3 separate regions of the Homo sapiens genome follow, and regions 2 and 3 are each linked to region 1. Evidence: chromatin loops called from intact Hi-C (ENCODE). Cell type or tissue: mammary epithelial cell. All regions are shown on one strand. Region 1 overlaps OSBP2 (oxysterol binding protein 2). Region 2 overlaps OSBP2 (oxysterol binding protein 2). Region 3 overlaps OSBP2 (oxysterol binding protein 2).

Region 1 (2,500 bases):
TTGGCAAGGTCTGTTCCCTAGTATCCAGCCCCTTCCCACACCCTATTTTCCTCAAGTCTGTTTACCCTCCAGGGAGAGGCCATTCAGGAAAGCCTTCTCTGAGCCAGCCTCCTGCCTGGGCCAGATGTTTGCTCCCAGGTGTTTGCTCCTTGGCTCAGCCCCTCGAGCATGGTAGCGTAGCAGTTAGTCTGAGCATGGGCTTCCTAGAGCCTCAGAGTCCCCGCTTGTCAGTCCCCTAGAAGCTTCAATTCTGTGCTTCCCAGGGTCCCTTCAATCAAAGATTTCTAAGTCAGTGGAAGCAGAGATGCTGGAGCCAGCCTGCCTGGGTTCAAATCGTGGCTCCCACACTTACCCACTGTGTGACCTTGGACAAGTTGCTTGCCGTCTTTTGCATCATTTCTCTCCTTTGTAAAATGGGTTTCATGATAGAACCAACTCTTAGAGGTGCTGTGAGGATTAGTTTAGATAATGTGTGAAGAGATCTTGGCACACGGCTTGGCAAACACTCGACTAAAGTAAGCTGCAGTTATTGATAGTCACTTTCGCAGCTTTAAAATAATACAGGTTCCCAAGAAGTCCCCTGCCCTGCTAAAACAGAATGAGAATGACTTTTGGGTGCAGAGGGTATTTGTATTTTTTTTCAAAAGCTCCTTGAGTGGGATTGGCAGATTCAAAATATACAAACACAGGTTGGCCGGGTGCAGTGGCTTACGCCTGTAATCCCAACACTTTGGGAGGCTGAAGTGGACAGATCACTTGAGGTCAGAAGTTCAAGACCAGCCTGGCCAACATGGTGAAACCTGTTTCTACTGAAAATACAAAAATTATCCAGGTGTGGTGGTGCATGCCTCTAATCCCAGCTACTTGGGAGGCTGAGGCAGGAGAATTGCTTGAACCCAGGAGGTGGAGGTTGCAGTGAGCCGAGATTGAGCCACTGCTCTCCAGCCTGGGCAACAGAGTGACAGAAAAAAAAAAAAAAACCCACAGGTCACCCAGTTTAATTTGAGCTTCAAATACAAAACGAATAATATTTTAGTATAAGGATGTCTCATGCAATATTTGGGCAGTCTATATACTAAAATTTATTTATTGTGTGTCTGAAATTCAAATGTAACTGGGCATCCTGCATTTTATCTACGAGCATTTAACCCTATCCTGGGGGACCTTGACCCCCAGCCCACTTGGGGTCTCTGCTCCCAACTCCCTGGTCCAAAGGCAAACCTCCAAGTCAGAAAAGAGATAGTATCCTTTTACTTGACACAGGGGGGCGCTAGAAGATGGCTTGTTCGCTTTCTTTTCTGTAACTCAGTGTCTAGGGAAGCACCAGCAGGTTGGCTGGCTTGCAACAAATCTCTCCGTACCTGTGAGTCATTTTCTGATGTTCAGGTTTGTAAGAAACCGATACAGAGCTGGCCACCTCCCTCTTGGGCCTTCACTTCTGGGGGGCTAGCCTAGCGCCTCAGGGGCTCCCCGGTTCTCGCCTCCCCTAGGCTCGCCTACCCTCCATTGATGTCATAACTCTATTCTGATATCACAGCCCAGCACTTGGAATTATCCCAGGCAGCCCAGGCTCTGCCCTTAGAGCAACTAGAGCAGGCAGTAGAGTGGGGTGGGCGGGGATGAGGAGGGGGTTGGGTGGCTGGTGGCCCTAGAGGCTGGCCCTAAAGAATACCTGGACAGCCTGCCACCCTATTGCTCCAAAATGAAAATCCTCTAACAGGTAGGACTTGGAAGAATTTCCTCCTGTTCCTGTTGGGTGTGATCCCACTGAGGTGGAAATAAATTCCCAGGGAGTGTGGCGTTGTTCTGGCTCTGTAAACAGCTCTCGGGAACCCTGCTGCCTGTGTGCCTGGGGATGCAAGTGGGCTTGGTCCACTTAACAGTCCTCTCTTCCCGTTTGAAGGAATGACTTCACAAAGCACAGTGTTTCTTACTTGTTGGGGGAGACATTCCTTAGGGCTTGGAGAATGCCTGCAGATACTGATCCAGGTTCTTCTGTGGCCACTGCCTCTGTCCTCACTCCCTAAGAAGATGGATGGGAACAGGGTTATGCTCTCCTTAGAACAAAGGGAAAATATAGGTGCATTCAAGCTATTGACCCTCAGACCCCTCAGTCCTGAGGAGGAGAGAAGCCCCATCCTCCCAGCTGGCCAGACAGTATAAAGAACTCTCTTATGAACTCACTTGAGTGAAAATTTGACTGGTATGGATTAAACAACACAAGAAAAGAAAACTGAATAACTTCTCTCTTACTTTGAGGGACATGAAGTCTTCCTGGGGGAGCATGTTAAAACTGCAGATTCCTAGGGCAGGACCACTGAGATTCAGATCCGATGGTCATATGGCACCTAGGGACCCCCATTTTAATTTTTATTTGTTTTAATTTAATTTAAATTTTTTTTATAGAGACAGGGCCTCACCGTGTTGCCCATGCTGGTCTCAAACTGCTGGGCTCAGGCAATTTTCCTGCCTCGGCCTCCCAAAGTGCTGGATTACAGGT
Region 2 (2,500 bases), 67 kb after region 1:
GGCTGCTGTGGGCTCACTTGGCACCTCGCGTGGATTAGAAAAGGATGCCTCTTCCTCAAGACCCTTTACCCCTACTTATTTTTTGTTTAGTTATTTTTTTGAGACGGAGTCTTGCTCTGGAGTCTTCCAGGCTGCAGTGCCGTGGTGCAATCTCGGCTCACTGCAACCTCTGCCTCCCGGGTTCAAGCTGTTCTCCTGCATCAGCCTCCCGAGTAGCTGGGATTACAGATGCCTGCCACCACGCCTGGCTAATTTTTGTATTTTTAGTAGAGATGGGGTTTCCCCATGTTGGCCAGACTGGTCTTGAACTCCTGAACTCAAATGGTCTGCCTGCCAAAGTGCTGGGATTACAGGCGTGAACCAAATCCTCCCAAAGTGCTGGGATTGCAGGCGTGAGCCACCACGCCGGGCCCTTACCTCTACTTATTTGTAAACTGTTGTAATAGTTTAAAATTGTTCTGATTTGTCAGAACGAGACTCTTCCATTTGCTGGATTTGCATTGTAATAAAAATAAATCTATAGTGTCTGTTGTGAATGGCACTTCCTAGGGCTGTGCAATGTACAACCTGCTCAACCATATGCAACAGCCCTGTTAATAAAAACAATTATTAGTAATAATATTTGACTGGTCCTGAAGGTAGCACAATGACCTCTGTTGCCTCTGGGCAAAGAGAGGGCTGCTTAGGTGCCAGGCTAAGACAGGTGACCCGACGGGGGCCAAAGTGGGAGCAGGGCTTGGGAGACTTCAGTGAAAAGATCTCAAGGTGGCTAGTGAAATGGAGAGAGGGGCCTGAGTCTGGATGCATGGGGTTGAGCTGGAGCTGGGACTGAGGGGTTTGCTGGATGTACATCTTCTTCTGACCTCATCAGGGAGTGTCCTGTAGGGCCCGGCCCTGCCCACTGCAGATTCATTCTCCTGGCATCTGGTTTTCCTATAAAGTGCCAGTCAGCTCAAACCAGCAGCAGCATCTGATCAAATAGATGAGCAATATGAATAAAAATGAAGTTATGGGCTTTGGGCTGCCAAAGATAAATTTCCTTTTATGTCCTGTTTCCCTGTGACGTGTGTGTTGAGTAATGATTCCTGACGCATATCTTCAGAAATAGTAGTTGCTCACACTGGGTGGTGTGTCAAGGCGGAAGGAGGCCACAGACTTGGGGAATGGAACCCCACCTGGACAGCGCCCTGGGGCTGCCTGCCGCATCCTGACCTGGCATGGCCATCAGCCTTTCGGCCATAGGTGGGGCTGGTTAGAGGACAAGTGTCTTTCCTGGTCAGGCCCACTGGGTGCATCCCTCCACCGCGGATATTTTTACATTAGAAGCAGCATAGTTTGTACGGGACAGGGCCCCTGGAATGTGACTCTTAGTTCATTAACCATTTGGTAACTGCTCATCTGCCTGGCAAAATCCCTTCCCCAAATCCCACTCCTCACCTGTCCCCCAGCACACATGCTTTGTTTTTGGCCAGACTTTCTGAGATTCAGCAGGACCAATCTTCTGTGCCCTAGGCATTCATTATTTTTAAGGGTTATTTACTGTTTAGACAACAATTCCAGATGTTCAAGAGCATGGCGTTTCCATAGCGCCATTATCCCTTTGCCACTGTTTTTAGGTCTCTATTTTTGGTCAATGTTTTTCCTTTATACAAACATCCTTTTAATATCATTGAGATCCAAAAAAAAAAAATGTCATTTTCACATGGCTGTACATCATAAACACTTTCCCACGTTATCGCAGGCTTTGTGTTTATTCGTTGGAAGGCTGTGGAATGCCTTTTCCTTCTGTTAGACATTTAGGTTCTTCCCAGATCACTGTAGCCAACTGCTGCCTGAGCATCTTTGGCATGTAAAGTTTTTCCTTTGTGTTTCTTTCCGGGACACATTGCCAAGAATGCAATCGCTGAGTCAAAGGGTGTGAATGCTTCCCTCTAGCAGCCCCATCACCCTTGGCAAGAACGTTCTGGTTCATGATGCTTGGGGCGGGTGTGGACAACACCTTGCTGTAAGCTTCCCTACATTAGACTTCCATCATTCTGAGAGATTATTCTTTGGCCAGTATAATGTGCCTTGTTTTCACTTGCAATTGACTAACCAAAAAGCATGAAGTGTCCTTACTAGTTCAGTTATTATTTGTTGTTGCTCTTTGATGGCTCGTCAGCTGCACTGTCTCCTGCCATTGTGTGGAAAACCAACGGAAGGCATTCTAAACGAAGTTGGTTTATGTTGTACGTGGCTGGAACCCAAGCCAGACAGGACTTCTTGGGACCCTGGCACCGATCCACTGTCCTTGGTGGTTGGGGTTCAGAGAAGTGGTCCCTGGAACTGTCATCCCCTAGCAAAACCTGCTTCTTGACTTGTGGGGCAAATGCAAAATGAAAATATAGGGCCCCTTGCAAAAATTATTAAGAATTTCAAGACAGCTGAGAATTAAATCAAGGGTAGGGCCCTTCTGAATTGGGGGTGATGCTGGCACTGCCCCTGTTCTCTGGAGTTATCT
Region 3 (2,500 bases), 130 kb after region 1:
ATCCCCATGCCGGTGGGTGGCTCGGGCAGGGCAGCCCCGACAGGTCCTCTGGGGCTGCTTTCCTGTGCGTGGATGAGCAGTAATGGCCTGTGTGAAGTACACACAGCCTTGGAGTGTCATTTTCTTAACGGCACCTGAGGAGCATGTAACTAATTATCTAATCGTGCACATAGGCATTGCCCAATCTTCCAAAGTACAGGGATCTTTGGGCTCTGACAGGAGGAGCCAGGGAGAAGCTCTGCATGGATCAGCAACCTGGGGAGCCCCAGAGCACCTCTGGATCTCACAGGACCTTACCATGTCCCAGCTGTCCCGATCTGTAGATGGGGAGTGGCAGGATGGGGCTGTGTGTGGAGGGGTGGGCCCTCCTTCAGCTGGCAGCCATCCCTGGTGCCATCCCCAGGAAATGCAGGCTCAGAGCTTGGATCCTCATGCCACCTGGCTACAGTGGCATCTCCACTAGGCCAGACGGTTCTGCTGTGTGACCCAGAACAAGTTCCTTCACATCTCCAGCCTCTGTGTCCACATGTGTAGGGTGGGGAGAAACACAGCGTCCTCTTCAGTGTCTGGGAGGATGGAGCAAGATAACACGAGGAAGCTGAGACTCGTACCCGATGGCATCATGGTGGGGAGAGTGACCCTGCCCTATGTGACACCGAGATAGGGGCCTTGGGCCTAACCCATCCTGTGCCGGGCCCCATCACAGCTCGCAACATGGGGAAGACCCACTTCCTCCACCCACAGACTCATGTGCCCATTCAGTCACTGCTTCCTAAGATTCTGCACTCAAGATACAGCAGTGGGCCAGGCAGAACCCCTGGCCTTGGTGGGTGTCCATCCGAGCAGAGGAGAGCAACAGTGAACATGATAAAAGTGTGTAGGATGCAGCAGACCAGAAAGTGGGAAGGGCTGTGGAGAAAACAGCCAGGAGGGGCCAGGGAGGTGATGGCTTGGGGGCCACACTGTTGGACAGGGCCATCTGAGGAGCCTCACTGTGAAGGTGCTGTCTGAGCAGGGATGTCCCTGAACATCCGAGAAAAGCAAGGGCACCATGCCAAGCCGGGGCTGGTGCCCAGCCTGACCACCCACCTGTCCACCCACAGGTGAACTTCAATGAGCCCCTGTCCATGCTCCAGCGGCTGACAGAGGACCTGGAGTACCACCACCTGCTGGACAAGGCAGTGCACTGCACCAGCTCAGTGGAGCAGATGTGCCTGGTGGCCGCCTTCTCTGTGTCCTCCTACTCCACCACAGTGCACCGCATCGCCAAGCCCTTCAACCCCATGCTGGGGGAGACCTTCGAGCTGGACCGCCTCGACGACATGGGCCTGCGCTCCCTCTGTGAGCAGGTGAGGGGGCTAGGCTGGCACTGGGTGGCGCCCACCCACACTCTGGCCAAGCTGTTCCTGCCAGGCCCAAGGTGACAAATGGGAGGCAGCGTCTGTCTGACCCTGACTGCCCATACCCAAGGGGCCATCAAGCTGAGGTCCAGCCAGGGAGCAGGGCCTTCCATGGCAGGGGCAGGCACACGGCCTCCTGGAGATGGCGAGGGGCATGAGAACTCAGCTTGGTGAGGACAAGGTCAGGCCTGGTTGCAGGGAGCGGGAGGATAAGCTCCAGTCCAGGGTGTTGTGGAGCAGAGGTGGAGGGGCATCTGTGGGCACTGCTGGGGAGGAGCATGGGGTCACTACCGAGCTGAAGGCGGCTGGCAGGAGGAGCCTGGGTGCGGTGGGATGGACTCTGCCCCAGCCAGTGACAGCAGCCTGTCCCCACCACCCCTTCCCCACAGAGATATGCCAAGACCCAGGCCCAGGAGCCTCAGCAGTGGCAGCCCCATGCTGAACCTGGGCGTCCTGGTTGGAAACGAGGTGATTCTGTTGGTGCTGGCGTTGCCCTGGCTCCTGGCATGAGTGTGGGATGCTGGCCATTCACAGACCCTGCTGCTAGTTGAAGAGGCTGCAGCTGCTGCAAGGCCCCGTTAGGAGGTGGCTGCAGTGACACACGCAGGGGTGTGGTGGCCAGACCTGGGGGAAGGGGGAGGCCAGAACACAGGCAGCTTTTGAAGGATGAGCCAGCTGGTTTGCCGACGCTTTGGATACGGGGGTGGGGGGCAGTCAGGGTGATCTTGGGTCCTTGGCCTGAACCCTGGAGTGAATGTATTTCTCCACTTAGCAGACATTAGGTGCCCTCGACATGCCAGGTGCTGCTCAGACATGGAGGTTTCAGCTGGGAAGTGAACAGACACGGCTCTGGTTCTCATGGGGCTGGGAAAGCAAGGCAGATACTGTGGCTGCTTCCAGCTCTTTTAGAAAGGGGGTGGTCAGGGAGCAGCTTTGCTGATGCAGAAAGAGTGAGGGGAGGAAAGGAAAGGAGGGTGAAGAAGCAGCAGCTGGAGGGCGGTGCACCCCGGGTGGGGCCTGCCTCCTGACCTGCCAGAGGAACCCTCCACTGCGATGGAGGGAGTGGCCCACAGGGAAGCCTGGGGAGATGGAGGTGGGAG

What was found. A loop is a pair of places that touch in the nucleus more often than their neighbours do. Peaks named below come from ENCODE experiments on the same cell type or tissue, not always from the same donor. Only the 100,000 strongest peaks of a DNase experiment are listed, where the experiment ranks them.
Region 2: it touches region 1 in a loop (9-fold over the local background); 2 of 110 quality-filtered maps call a loop at or near these places.
Region 3: a loop joins it to region 1, with 11 times the contacts of the local background. A loop is called at or near these places in 29 of 110 quality-filtered maps.

The regions. Positions count from the first base shown.
Region 1 is chr22:30,762,673-30,765,172 of GRCh38, forward strand. The region is part of intron 2 of OSBP2 (oxysterol binding protein 2); the gene reads left to right. Among named protein-coding and RNA genes, the nearest start is that of MIR3200, 32 kb to the left of the region's middle. RefSeq lists a silencer at 1,258-1,307. In mammary epithelial cell, a CTCF peak has its summit at 1,262 (motif pointing right); a DNase peak (open chromatin) is centred at 1,329; H3K27ac peaks cover 244 bases.
Region 2 is chr22:30,829,208-30,831,707 of GRCh38, forward strand. The region is part of intron 2 of OSBP2 (oxysterol binding protein 2); the gene reads left to right. Among named protein-coding and RNA genes, the nearest start is that of MORC2-AS1, 92 kb to the right of the region's middle. RefSeq lists enhancers at 549-1,748, 684-1,184, 1,185-1,685. In mammary epithelial cell, a CTCF peak has its summit at 1,241; DNase peaks (open chromatin) are centred at 1,034 and 1,904; H3K27ac peaks cover 2,328 bases.
Region 3 is chr22:30,889,625-30,892,124 of GRCh38, forward strand. It overlaps OSBP2 (oxysterol binding protein 2), which reads left to right. Exons shown (of 14, transcript NM_030758.4): 7 at 1-12; 8 at 1,104-1,349. It overlaps LOC107985544 (a long non-coding RNA gene), which reads right to left. Exons shown (of 3, transcript NR_146603.1): 3 at 1-566. Among named protein-coding and RNA genes, the nearest start is that of MORC2-AS1, 31 kb to the right of the region's middle. In mammary epithelial cell, a CTCF peak has its summit at 1,173 (motif pointing left); no DNase peak of the experiment used is centred here.